2 separate regions of the Homo sapiens genome follow, and region 2 is linked to region 1. Evidence: chromatin loops called from intact Hi-C (ENCODE). Cell type or tissue: lower leg skin. All regions are shown on one strand. Each heading gives the region's core, and the rest is flanking DNA. Links, peaks and the distances in the headings are about the cores only. Region 1 holds the start of MIR2392 (microRNA 2392). Region 2 overlaps LINC02320 (long intergenic non-protein coding RNA 2320).

Region 1 (6,921 bases), core at 2,572-5,071:
TCACTGTGGGGTTGATGTTGATGATCTTTGTGCTGTGATTTGCGGTGTCCCACCATGATTCCTGTGGCAGTGGGTCTGGAATGGCATGCTCCCCCTGGGTGTTTGATGAAGAGTTTGAATGGAAGCTGCCACAAGACTTTCTCCCGAGTTAGGGAAACTGAGAGGCTGCAAGACCCAGCTCCTCTGCGGAGAGTCACCTCGAACTGTGATTTCTGCATTGAGCCGTGTACACCAGAGAGCGGCTAGGATACGGTGATGCCCCTAACCTGGGACAAGTGTGTGTGTGTGTTTTGGGGGGGGCTTATGAGCCTTCTCACAACTGAAGGGAGAATGCTAACTTTCCAATCGGGAGGTTGTGCGCAGATGACACCCCAGCTTCCTTTGGGGTTCTCTGTTATCCGTGTGGCCAAGAACTCAGTTCAACATCCTGAACTTTCCAGTGTCCCTGCCCTCCCAGCAGGCAAAGGGGATGGAAGGATTGTGAATCCAGTTCAGCAGGGTGATGCCTCCTGGCGCAGATGCCAGGCCTGCTTCTTGCTGGGTAGATCTGTGCCTCAGTTTCCTCATCTGTAAAGCGGGCATGGTCAAGGACCTACCTCTTGGGTGAAGATTAAATGAGCTATTAATAAGGATAAAAAGCTCTTCAAACCCTGCCTGGCACATACTAAGTGCATGCTAAATGCTGTACTCAGTTTGCAGACTGATAACGCTGTGCCGGATGTCCTTGTCGCTCTGTGTCTCTTTGCGCTGTGCAAGTATTTCTGCAGGGACAATTTCTAGGAGTGAATGTCTGGGCTGAGACTCGTGTGCATTGAAATGCTGGGTACATATTGCCAGAATGCCAACCGAGAAGTCACACCTAGTTAGACTGCAGACATAGTGTAAAGTTGATGAGAGAAGCTTCGTGGGATGGGGTGGCCTTCTAATGGTATCTTAAGGAACTAACAGTAGTCCCGCAGGAATATTTTGATATGGTCCCTCCCAATCCAGCCATTCCTCAGACCAGGTGGCTCCCGAGCCACCCCAGGCTGTAGGATGGGGGTGAGAGGTGCTAGATAGTCACAAAACTGAACTAGCCTGAGCGGGGTGAGGGCCTAAAGCAAACACAGCCTCAGCACACGGTCATGCTGGGGGGATTTGAATCTTGGTGTAGAGTGGCAGAGATGGGGAGTTTCCACTTTATTTAAAGGGAACGTGAGTTCAAGTGTGAAAATCTTGACCTAAGGGAACACAGCTCGGCTTCTGTGCTCTGTTCAGCATAAACTTTTACTTGGGGGCTTGCTGGCCAGGCTGATCTCAGATCTCTGGCCCAGGGATCCCTGACCCAGCCTGCCAGGAATGTGGGCTGTGGGGATGAGGCCATCTCGACTTGGCACAAAGGGCTCCTAGAAGTCATTCAAACCCCGTTTCTGCCGTGCATTGCCTTCCCCTGGATTTGGGACCTAGGTACGGCATAGACTTCACTATGCAAATGAGTGATGATTTCCGCCGAGTGCCCAACCCCCTTCCCCAGAGGTCTAAGCTGTAAAGCAGAGGGTGGCCCAGGAGGTGCCCCAGAAGGGTTGTAGGCTAAGCTGCTTCCTTCCTACCTTCTGGTCAAACGCATACCCTCCCATGGTTCTTGTGCCTTCAGGCTCCCAATTCACAGAATACACAAGGACTTGGGATGAAGCCGGAGTGACCGTGGGCTGCCCTGCGTCTCCCAGGTTTCTGGAGCTGTGTGGCTAGGGGCTCCTTGGAGCCAAAATAGTTTCTCATTGGGGTGTCTGACCCATAGGCCTAGGACCCCCATTTCTCCTGGCCCAATCACTCACCAGGGAGGACATGGCACACGCAGAGTCAGCATGGCTGCCAGGTTCCAGGCCCTTGTTACATCTTTGCCTTGTTCATTTGGGGTTGCTTATTTCAAGCCTTTCCCTCCAGGAAGTACTACCTTATGTTCTAAACAAGCCCCATGATGCTACATGTATAATTTGAGATGCTATGATTGGGATGTGGGAGATGGAGCTAGCGCCTGCCTTCTTACCCCTTCCAGGTCCACATTTCTGTGGCCCTGGGATGGGCAGGAGGGAGCCTTCCCATTCCAGGTGGACGTGCTCTTCCCCTTTGGTCAGGATGGCAGGCCTGCGGAAACCCCTGCCAGAGAAGCGGTTACCGAAACGGGAGTTGGAGAGGTCTCACCAGGGAGCGCTGGAGACCTTAGCCCGTTCACCTTCTCCCCTCATCTTCCTCCCTCTACCTCCTGCCCCTACACTCACCCTAGCCTCCTGCCCAGCCTGGTGGGAGAGGTCAGCTTATATAAGGTCCCCTGGCCACTTCCTGACCTCCTCAGGGGGGATCTTCAGCCTAGGTCCACTCAGATTTCTCCAAATTAGGGCCCCGGTATGGGCTGTGGAAACCAGCCCTAAGTCTGGGCCTGAGTCATGCCTGCTGTTCAGGGCTTACGGGAGGGCCCTTTGTGTAACTCCAAAGCAGGGGACCGGGATTGCACACTCAAGCCTTTCAGGAACAGCTGAGGCTGGGCAACCAGACAGTTTTGCTTGGATCTCTGGGGTGGCCACGTGGCCATACATTCAATGCTCTGAGATGCCTGTGCCCTAAGCTAGGCAGGAAGTGACTTACAGCTGAAAACAGGATTTGAATGACTTCTGCTCCGGGGAGGCCCCTCAGTATAAACAGTGAGAATTTCTGGGAAATGTACATAAGGCCAGACTCTCGGGAGGGGATATGGGCCCAGATTCCTGATGCTCCCACCGAAGTGAGAGGTGCCAGCTCTTCCTGGGCATCCCAAACCTCCACGGGCTCTCTCTTGTGGTTAAATGACAGCGTCTTACTTCTCATTTCATCTTCCCAGGGAGAGCGTTCACTCACTCTCAGGGCCTGGGCTGAGCAAGCTAGCCATCTAACATCTAAGCAGAGGCATGCAGAGTGCAGCCTGAACACAGTAGGTGTGCAGCTCAGCTCCCTTGTTGGCTCTGAGCTCAGTGAGGCAGGGAGCTTGACCCATCACTTGTCATTTTATCCCTAGCCATTGGCATGTAAAATAATGCCAGCCCTAGGCACCCAGGAAGTACTTCCTGAATGGAATGAATGAATGGATAAGTAAGACAATCTGGAATTGTCTTTTAAAGTTGCCAGAACTCAGGCTAAAGGTGCAAATGCTCTGCTGGTGTATTTTGAAGCAGCCTCTTCTGAGTGTGCCTGGCCTGGCCTCCCTGCCTATGTTCCCTGTGCTCCCTACTCCAGAGTTCCACCTCCCCAGCCCTGGACCTTGACCCTCAACATCCCTATTTAGTTGGGTAACGTGTGAGGCTTTTAGAAAATAGTCTGTCGCCAGGAGTGGTGGCTCATGCCTGTAACCTCAGCACTTTGGGAGGTTGAGGTAGGAGGATCTCTTGAATCTGAGAGTTCCAGACCAGCCTGGGCAACATAGAGAGACTCTGTCTCTTAAAAAACAAACGAACAAACAAAAAAACTTGATGTAGTGGGAAGCGCCTGTAGTCCCAGCTACTTGGGGTGCCGAGGCAGGAAGATTGCTTGAGCCCAGGAGTTTGAGGCTGCAATGAACCATGATTGCACCACTGTACTCCAGCCTGGGCAACAAAGTGAGATCTCGTCCCAAAAAAAGATAAATAAAAAGAAAATAGTCTGTTTTAGTCTGTATTCAGAGCAAGCCTGTGGCATGAATATCAACTTTCCTGTTTTTGCAGGGGGGAAACCGAGGCCTGGCAGGGCGAAGTGGGCAGGACCCTTCTCAAAGGGCCAGGGTGCTAGTGGCCACTGTCCTTCCCCCACCACCTCCACGCCCCCATCCCCCCACAGTTCACGACTGCAAAGGCAGCTTTAGGTTGGGAGCTGGTGGAGCAAAAAGGCCGTTCAAAGGCAGCCTTCGTTTGCTTTTCCTTATCATCACATGTGCAAGGGCAGCTCCGTTTACCTAGAGGCAGGCGTCTTTGAGCTCATCCTTTCCGCAAACACCTAAAGGGTATGTTGAACATTTGAGCCCCTGTCTCAGAGGGCGCAGCGTTTGCACAACATAAGCCCTGGCGGCTCGGTAGACGGGTATGGGGGGTAGACTCAGGTTTCTGGATGAAGCACTGAGAGCCAAGGTGACCTGCGGTGTTCCGGGATGACCTTTGGTGACCTTCGGTCCTGTCCAGTGACCTGGGGTGGTGAAGTTACCCCAAATGGGAGGAAATGAACTCTGGGTGGGCGAAGGCTGCAGGACGTGTTGGCATGATGGCTGTAGAAAGTGCACACCAGGGCTGGTGTGGAGGGCGCCTCGGCTGCTCTGAGAATCTTCCACTACCCCGGCCTGGGATTCCCAGGAAAGGCTGGTGGTGGAGGCCAGAGAGGCTCACAGCCCTTGTCAGCCAGGCCTGGAGCCGTTCCTGCAAACAGGAGCCCGATGTAAAGGTTCTGAGCTCTGCATTCTTGTGGAGTGGGTGGCACTGTGAGGCCTGCTCTCCTTGGGGCAGCGGGGGCTCTCTGCAGGAGGAGGGAGGATGCCATTTGGGTTACTGAGCACCTACTGTCTCATTTAACCTTCTCAACACCCGGGGGTGGGGGGGTGGGGGTAGGTACTATTATCCCTATTTTACAGGTGGAGAAATTGAGGAGAGGTGAAAGGATCCCAGCCAAAGTCAAGTGGTGGTATCAGAATTCAAGCCAGGCTGTCTGAGTTGGGAGCCTGTGTTCTCACCCACCTTGCCTCATGGCCTCCTCACTGCCAAATGTCCCATGCCAGGCTGCAGAGTCCCCACCCCAACCAGGAACAAGAGAGCCACAGGAAAGACGGCAGGGGCAGGCCAAGTGTCATGGGAATATTTTTATCTGGAATATTTGTTTTCCCACTGAGCTTGTAAATGACATCTCAGATCCCACACTCTGAGACAGGAAGTCCTAAGTAGGAAGAGAGCACCCTACCCAGCCCTTGTTGGCCACAAGGAGGGAGGGCAAGGGGCCAGGTGGCTGTGTTAGGGTGGCCAGCCTAGGCTGCTGATGGCCAGTGAGGCTCAGCCAAAAGGCTGGGAGTGGGGATGCTTGTTTCTCTTTTCCCTCTGACCGATTATGGGGACTGGCAGAGCCCATCCCCAAAACCACAGAGGGGCGCAGCTGTTTTGGAAGGCATTTCAGAGGAAGCATTCAAGTCTGTCCCAGACTGTCCCACATCTGTGGGAAGGGAAGGGCAGCAGGGCACCCATGGCACAGGCCTTTGCTCATGGACCTAGCTGATATATTGGATTAACTATTTAAATTTAAATTTTTTTTTTTTGAGATGGAGTTTCACTCTTGTTGCCCAGGCTGGAGTGCAATGGCACGATCTCGGCTTACTGCAACCTCCGCCTCCCAGGTTCAAGCGATTCTCCTGCCTCAGCCTCCAGAGTAGCTGGGATTACAGGCATGTGCCACCATGCCTGGCTAATTTTGTATTTTTATTAGAGACGGGGTTTCTCCATGTTGGTCAGGCTGGTTTGGAACTCCTGACCTGAGGTGATCCGCCTGCTTTGGCCTCCTAAAGTGCTGGGATTACAGACGTGAGCCACCGTGCCCGGCCAAACTTTATTTATTTATTTGTTTGTTTATTTATTTATTTATTTATTTATTTATTTATTTATTTATTTTTGAGATGAAGTCTCGCTCTGCCACCCAGGCTGGAGTGCAGTGGCACCATCTCGGTTCACTGCAACCTCTGCCTCCTGGGTTCAAGTGATTCTCCTGCCTCAGCCTCCCGATTAGCTGGGACTACAGTCACCTGCCACCATGCCTGGCTAATTTTCGTATTTTTAGTAGAGACGGGGTTTCACTACATTGACCAAGCTGGTCTCGAACTCCTAATCTCAAGTGATCTGCCCGCGTCAGCCTCCCAAAGTGCTGGGATTACAGGCATGAGCCACTGTGCCCAGCCAGGTTAACTTTTACGAAATTACAAAATAAAATTTTTCTTCTTACAAAATAAATGCAAACTACATGGAAGACAAGAAGGTCTCTTCATCCTCACTCCATGTCATATGGCTAGGGCCTGCCATAAGTACAGCACACATTTTTCCCCAATTTAATCTTCTCAACTGAAGAAGGTATTTTGTCCCCATTGTACAGATCATGACAATGAGGTTCAGAGAGGTTAAGCAACCAACCCAAGACCACACAGGTAGCAAGTGGACTAGCACCTGCAGTCTGATGTTGGGGCCCAAACCTTCAATCACCAGGCAAGACTGCCGGTCACCCTGCAAGCTGCACTCAATGGTTTGAAAGAAAGGCTGCAATCAGCATTTGTGACATTGTGTTTATGGGGTGGTCAGCCATCCCGCCAGGTGCACAACGTGTGGCTCGGTAGACTCTGGGCAGCACAGGCCACTGCATGGAGTGGCACTCACCCTGCACTGCCATGTGCTGCCCTCTGTTTGATTCTCATCTCCTTTCAGCGTCAGACAGCGGTGGCAGGCAGCGGTGGCAGGCAGCGGTGGCAGGCAGCGGTAGTAGACTGATGCGGTAGGCAGTGGTGGCAGGCAGCGGTGATAGGCAGCGGTGGCATTGGTGGCAGGCAGTGGTAGGCAGCAGTGGTGGCAGCAGTGGAGGGCAGCAGTGGCAGGCAGCGGTGGCAGGCAGCGGTGGCAGCAGTGGTGGCAGGCAGCGGTGATAGGCAGCGGTGGCAGTGGTGGCAGGCAGTGGTAGGCAGCGGTGGCAGGCAGCAGTGGAGGGCAGCGGTGGTAGGCAGTGGTGCCAGGCAGCGGTGGAAGGCAGCAGTGGTAGGCAGTGGTGGTAGGCAGCGGTGCCAGGCAGCAGTGGTAGGCAGCGGTGGCAGGCAGTGGTGGTAGGCAGCAGTGGCAGTGGTGGCAGCAGTGGCAGTGGTGGCAGCAGTGGTGGTAGGCAGTGGTGGTAGGCAGCGGTGGCAGGCAGCGGTGGCAGTGGTGGTAGACT
Region 2 (6,921 bases), core at 1,667-4,166, 820 kb after region 1:
AAGCTGAGGTCCCTAAGGGACAGAGCAAGGCGGATCACTTGAGATCAGGAATTCGAGACCAGCCTGGCCAACATGGTGAAACCCTGTCTCTACTAAACATACAAAAATTAGCCGGGCGTGGTGGCGGGCACCTGTAATCCCAGCTCCTTGGGAGGCTGAAGCAGGAGAATCCCTTGAACCTGGGAGGTGGAGGTTGCAGTGAGCCGAGATCATGCCCAAGATCTCTGCTCTTCCCCCGTCTTGCCTTAGTGATCCTGGGCATGTCCCTTCACCTCTGCGGCCTCAGTTTCTCATCTGCACAGTGAAGATGCTGATGCCCGCCTGGCTGATGCCCGCCTGGCTGCTTCCTGGACAGATTTCCCAGGATGTGCTGTGTGACAGGCCTTCCACACAGGCCCTCAGGCACCTTTTCTTCTTCCTGAGATGGAAACAACAAAAAAGTTGGTGCATGGTCACCAGCGATCCCCAAACTACGACCTCTGCCCTCTTTTCCTGCAGACCCCTCAAAAATCACGAAAGGGGCCCTTGCAATAGGGGGTCTCTATGGACTCAAACAAAGGGCTTTCCCTGGGAGGGGCTGCCGGCCTTTGCCTATAACATGCGTGATGTAGTTTTTAAGACTAGCAAAAGCCCAGCCTGGCATTATCTAGCATTGAGGTACAGCGTCTCACGGAAAGTTCTTTTTTATTCCCCAGGCTGTCCCCTTCTCCTCCATTCCCGGATAAGCCTTCACTCACCTCTGCACCTCACCAGCATCCACTCAGAGAGACCCAGCCCCTCAAACCCAGCCAGCAGGGACCACGCTGCACATTAAGTTTGCTCAACTGCTCCAGGTTATTTGAAAACTTATGAAACCTTTTTCTTAAAAAAATCAAAGTCCCATTGTGAGAGGGAATCCAGTACTTTCTTAAAAGTACTAACTCAGCAGCTGCAGGAATCTTCCTGACCTAAAGAAAGAGGAAGGAGAAAAAACACAATCACCCCTGGCTTCTGACACGCATACTCCTGGCTGGATTCTAGATTAGAACAAAGGGGACATAGGTCACGGAGCCATTTCTGTGCCTAGACACCACCTTTGATTTTGCAGGGTGGCGCACCAGGGCTTAGCCACAAGGGGGTCGTGATTCAGTGGGTATGAACTCCAGTGGGGGAGTGCGGGGAGAGACAGCAGGCCAGTGGTCCTTCGGGGAAGATGCGGGAGGGGGTTCTTTTTTAATTTTTCTGGTCTGTTCCACATAACTGAATGCCAGGGACCCAACCTGGATGGGTAGGGGGTGCCAGGTGCAGACCTGACTCTGCACTAGGAAGGAATGCTTGTCACCACCGGCAGGCATGTGTGCTTCTCAGCCCGTCCCAGAGGACAATCCCGAACCACTGATCCAAAGCCTTAAAACCCTGCAGAACTTTTGACCCAGGCCCCACTGCTAGGAATGAATAACATAGTAAAGATAGGTGGGACGATTGAGCTACCAGCGTGTTTATGACTACCACGTTTTCAGCAGGTGAAGTGCAAAGTGCCTAATGTTCACAAGAGGGGCTGAGTTGAGCAAAAGCAAATTTCAGTTCAGCCATACCCTAAAATATGAATACAAATATTGCCGTGGCTAATACCATGAAAACTTGGTCTCATCAAACCGTCTAGCAGATTACAAGCACTCTGGACAGTATGTTACTATGCAGAGACATAGGAAAATGTCTACGAAGAAATACACCAAAATGTTAATGACAGTCATCTCTGAGTGACTTCTCTTTGTTAATATCTCTGCATGTTCTGATGTTTCCCACAATAAACTGATGTATCTTTTGTTGATTTCAGAGCGTGGCCTTGAGGATGTTCCTTCACCTCTCTGAGCTTCAGGCTCCTCACCTGTACAATGAAGACAGCACCTGCCTCATGGATTTGCTAATATATGCAAAATGCATAGCTTGCTGCCTGGAAGATAATAAGTACCCAAATGTTAGCTGTTTTTATTTTTCGCTCAATTTTCTACATATAAACATGTCATTGTGCTCCGTGCTGGGGATATGGCAGTGACAGCTAAACTCCAGAAGAGAAAGATTAAACCAACACTCACAGACGATTAATCCGCTGCCGTGAGGACCAATGATGTATTCATTACAGTTAGGGATGCTGTGGTGGGGGGCACGTTGAGAGCATTTATCAGGGGAACTTTGTTGAGAGTTTTGATCATTATCTTAAGAGCAACAGGAAGCCTGACATTGAAGGCTTCAAGCAGAGCTGTGAAATCAGAAGTTCATGGTTTAAGAACTCACCATATCCACACCGTGGACTGAGAGGGGCCCCAGGGAGGTGCCTTCCCAGGAGGCTGCTGTGGGGGTGCGAACCACGGAGGAAGTGCTGCCACGGCAGATGGGGCGAAGTGGACAGACCCCAGCCCCTTCAGGAGGTGCAGTTTGCAAAATCTGGACACAGTGATGCCTCGGAGGGGCTTGTGGCGGGATGGTCGGGTGACCCCAGACCTCTAGTCTGATGTAGTGCGCCGATGGTTCCTGGATACAGAGGACTCAGTGGGGAGCAGGTCTGGGGCGTTGCGGAGTGTGTCTAGGGGAGTGTGTCTGGGGACATGCTGGTTTTGGGTTGCCTGGGCGGGGGAGGAGGGTGTCCAAGGGGATGTCCTGGAAGCAGAGCAGTCTGTGGTCGCTTTGAACTCGGGATCCGCGAGACCCCAGGGGTTCACCTCCATTGCATCCGGGAGAGACACCGGTTAGGGGATGCAGGACTCCCCAGCGCTGGGAGCGCGAGGCCTATCTAAAGGCCAGACGTTCTCAGAGTCCGAGGCTCGGGTACAGGTGTTGCGCCTCCGACGTGGAGGGGCGCGGGGCTGGGAGCCCAAGCCAGGTGCGCGGGTGGCCTCGCTGGTACACGAGGCGGCTCGGTCTCAGAGGGTCAGTGGGGGCCGGACCCTCAGCGTTGGTGGCCGCTTTCCTCTAGGGTGGGCGTATGGCCGCCTCCCCCAGGCAGTCCTCCTGCCTTGCCCGCGAGGCCAGCTCAAAAGCCTTTATGCCCGGGCCGCCCGCCAGGGGCGCCCTTCCCAGCCCGCGCTCGCCCGCTCTGCCTCGCCCACGCTCGCCCCCACCCCTGCCCTGAGCCCTGCATCCCGGGAAGCCCCCTCTGCAGGTACTCACTAAACATCGTGGAATGAGGGAAACAGAGACCCGGAGAGAGGAGCGCGGGGAGAAGAGAGCCCACGATGTTCCCAGCCCTTCTCCCAGTGAGATCATGAGTCATTTTATGTTCCAGCGTCTATGCTTCAACACCTTCCAGATTTTCCTCCGTGAGCTGGCATCTCCTCCGTGAGCTGGTGGAGTCAGAAACCAGCATTTTTCTATCACTGTTTCTGAAGATGTGCTGAATACGAACCAAAGACCAGGGCGCTCCGGGGAGGGGACCGGGCGGGCTCTAGCTTTGCGAGGTGCCAGGGGGTGTTGGTAGGGGCCGTGCCTGCTGCTCCCCCAGCGTGGGGCGGTCCTGGCGGTTTTCTGCTTGCCTCCTGGGCTCCCAGACAGCTTCCTCCAGCCCAGCTTCCCTGGCCCTAGAAGGAGTAAGCAGGCAATCCCTGGGATTTGCTTAAACCACCCACACCCCCAAAAATGTGTGTCCCCCTTTACTGGGAACGTGTTTACAGCTGTGTTATGTGGGGGTGTGTCCCATGCCCAGCGTGGGCCCCTGGTGGTGAGTAGTGTTGGGTACAGCTGGGAGCCTGGACTCCACCTCAGCTCTGTCCCTGGTATGTCCAGGGCCATGCCCGAGCCTCCTTTTCCTTGAATGGGACTCACCAGGTACATCTCCAAAGGAGGTTGTGAGCATTAAGTATCCAGGACTTGCCAGGGTGCTGGCACACAGTAAGCGCTCAATAAGTGCTGGCTACTGTGAGAATAACGTGAAGGGAACTGGATGGGGTGCTGGGCCTTGCTTTCCCCAGTTGCCCATACTCTGGCCCTGTGTGGCTTCCTCCTTTGGCCCGGCCAGCGTGGATGTGGTTGAGGATGACATATGTCTGTGGAAGGCCAGCTGACAGGCTCTGGGACAGCCATGACAAGTTAATGAATTCCGCTGTGGTTACTAAGGCACATGTCTGGGCCACGAGGACTTCTGTCTGCCGCACTGACCTTTAAAAGAGCGCCTCTAATACCCACCAATCACTCATGCTCTGATTGAACATTCAGAAGATGAAACCTGTCTGAGCTGAGAGTGATCAGTCATCCCTGCCGCCCCGTCACTGTCACTCCTTTCTGAATCATAATAAAACTTTGCAAAACTCTTTGGTTCACTCAGCAGCCTTTGCTGTGAAGACGGGGGCACTTTCTGACATACCTGGCGGTGAGGGCCAGCCCCGTACGCTCCTTCACCCACCCCAGCCCACACCGGGCACCCCTTGTGGGGAGGGGGTTCCAGCCCTGCCTGCGTACATAGCCTTTATTTTAATCCTTTAATAACCTTCTCGTTCAGCTTTCCATCTATCCATTGAGAAAACATTTATCAAGGATCACCTCAGTTTAAATGTCTTTGGCCACAAGGAACATAAAACCTGTCTCAAGCTAAAACCATAAAAACATGGATCATTTCATCTAACAGGAAGTCTAGAAGTGGAATGGGGTTCAGGGTGTGTGGTAGCTGGGTGTGGTCCTCAAAGACCCTGGTGCCTTCCATCTCTCTGCTCTGTTTTCCTACCTCTCTACCTCAGCGCTGGCTTCAAATGCAAAATGGAACCAAGATGGTGGCCAGCACTCCACTGTAGCTGGCCCCGACACCTCTCTCAGTGACTCTTTCTCTTTGGGAGTAACGAATCCTAAATTCAGTCACTCTTATTCTGGCACCTAAGATTGTATGGGTAGCCCCTCTCCAGAGAGTGCCCTAGATGCTACACCCAGGGGCATGACCTTGACCTTCCCATCAATCAGCCAACAGTCAGATTTCATCTAGCTGCCAGCTTTTTTAGTGAAGTTCTTTATTCTGCAAAGATATTTAGTTTTCTTTTTGATTAGCTCTTATTTTAATTCCCGCCTTAGAGGTCTATATTTTGTTTCTTTATCTTAGTGGTAATGACTGTTAGTGTTAGGTGCTTCCAAATAAAGCATAATTGATTTTGTTAATTGATATTTACAATTAGCCAGTTCTGATTCCTTTTTTTTTTTTTTTTTGAGAGGGAGTCTTCCTCTGTTGCCCAGGCTGGAATGTAGTGCCATGATCTTGGCTCACTGCACTTCCTCCTCCTGGGTTCAAGTGATTCTCCTACCTCAGCCTCCCAAGTAGCTGGGTCTACCAGCGTGCGCCACCATGCTTGGCTAATTTTTGATATTTTTAGTAGATGAAGGGTTTCGCCATGTTGGCCAGGCTGGTCTTGAACTCCTGACCTCAAGTAATTTGCCCGCCTGGGCCTCCCAAAGTGCTGAGATTACAGGCGTGAGCCACCTCGCCCAGCCACCAGTCTGATTCTTAACAAAAGTTCATAATGAATTATTATTTCAGAAATTTAAATCAATTTGTTTTAGAAACTTAAAAACAATGGTTAGGTTTTTTGTTTTTGTTTTTGTTTTTGTTTTGAGACCGAGTCTCACTCTGTTGCCAGGCTGGAGTGCAGTCACATGATCTCGGCTCACTGCAACCTCCGCCTCCTAGATTCAAGCGATTCTCCCACCTCAGCTTCCTGAGTTACTGGGATTACAGGCCCCCGCCACCATGCCCAGCTAATTTTTGTATTTTTAGTAGAGACAGGGTTTCCCCATGTTGGCCAGGATGGTCTCGATATCTTGACCTCCCAAAGTGCTGGGATTAACAGGCATGAGTCACCACGCCCAGCCAGGTTTTTTTAAAATAGGAATTTAACATACTTTAAGCAAATCAATACATTAATGAGGGACTATCAGCATTTACAGCACCAGGAAATCTATCTTTTAAAAAGGTTCATTATTATACATGTGTGTAGATAATAGTCACATTGCATGCCATTTTCAGCAATTTAATTCCTGAATTAAATGAAAATCAACACTTTAATACATCCTATTTTATTTAGTCCATGCTTCAATTTTTTTATTTTTGTTTATTTTTAAACTTTTAATAATGCAGACAGCCTTTTTAAAATCAATCTTCAGAAGCTGTAAAGGCCTCTGGTCTCCTTAAGCATTTCATATCCAAATTGATGTACTTTTACAGATATTTTTATGTTCTCTGTAATTGACAATATTTTAATTAAGACTGGAAAGTTATAGTCACAAGACAACCAATAATTCCCCCCAAAAGTCTAAGTCGTTAGTTAGGCAACATAATGAGAACTATCACACATTGGGATTCGTGTGCTCCTGACAATTATCCCTTTTCTGCCTTAAAGTCTTATTTGGATGGGAGAATTATCCAGAGAGGCAAGGGCGCCAAGTGGCCGGCACCACCTCACCACGCAATGTGCTTTTTGCCCAGAAAAAAAAGCTGTGACCTTTTCTAAGCATCCACAAGCACGAATTAAGAAACAAAGTTCTTGGCTAAGATCGATTGCCCCAGTATCCGATGGAGCCCAAGGAGCTGGTTACAAGGTCCAGCGATTACAACCTAAAGCCGAAATGACTCACGTAATTGCAGAATCGCTCATTCTAACAGCCTGATTGGAAATTGTCAACACTGTGTCTGGGACTAATGAAGCAAAGGAAATGGAAAAGGTGACATTTTCAAATAATATTATTAGTAAACGAATTGACAACATGTCAGATGACAAAGATGACACCAATCCAAAGTCTTATTAAGTCAAAAGAAGTTTTCATTGCAGATTGATGAATCTATATATTAATACATTACTAATTGGGCTCAGTTAATAGCACTAATTCGAATCCCAAAAGAAAAAGGCTGGGGAGGACACTGTTTGTTCTTTTGAGTAGTCCCAAAACAAATTACTGGGAATGAACCATTCA

Evidence for each region. Peaks named below come from ENCODE experiments on the same cell type or tissue, not always from the same donor. Only the 100,000 strongest peaks of a DNase experiment are listed, where the experiment ranks them.
Region 2: it touches region 1 in a loop (3-fold over the local background); 2 of 110 quality-filtered maps call a loop at or near these places.

The regions. Positions count from the first base shown.
Region 1 is chr14:100,813,520-100,820,440 of GRCh38, forward strand. MIR2392 (microRNA 2392) reads left to right here and starts at 972; the gene lies at 972-1,055. RefSeq lists an enhancer at 1,642-2,142. In lower leg skin, for the core only: a CTCF peak has its summit at 3,904; no DNase peak of the experiment used is centred there.
Region 2 is chr14:101,632,169-101,639,089 of GRCh38, forward strand. It overlaps LINC02320 (long intergenic non-protein coding RNA 2320), which reads right to left. Exons shown (of 6, transcript NR_184269.1): 2 at 3,148-3,320; 3 at 2,275-2,511; 4 at 738-947; 5 at 245-418. Among named protein-coding and RNA genes, the nearest start is that of DIO3, 74 kb to the left of the region's middle. In lower leg skin, for the core only: no CTCF peak of the experiment used is centred there; DNase peaks (open chromatin) are centred at 2,533, 2,733 and 3,583.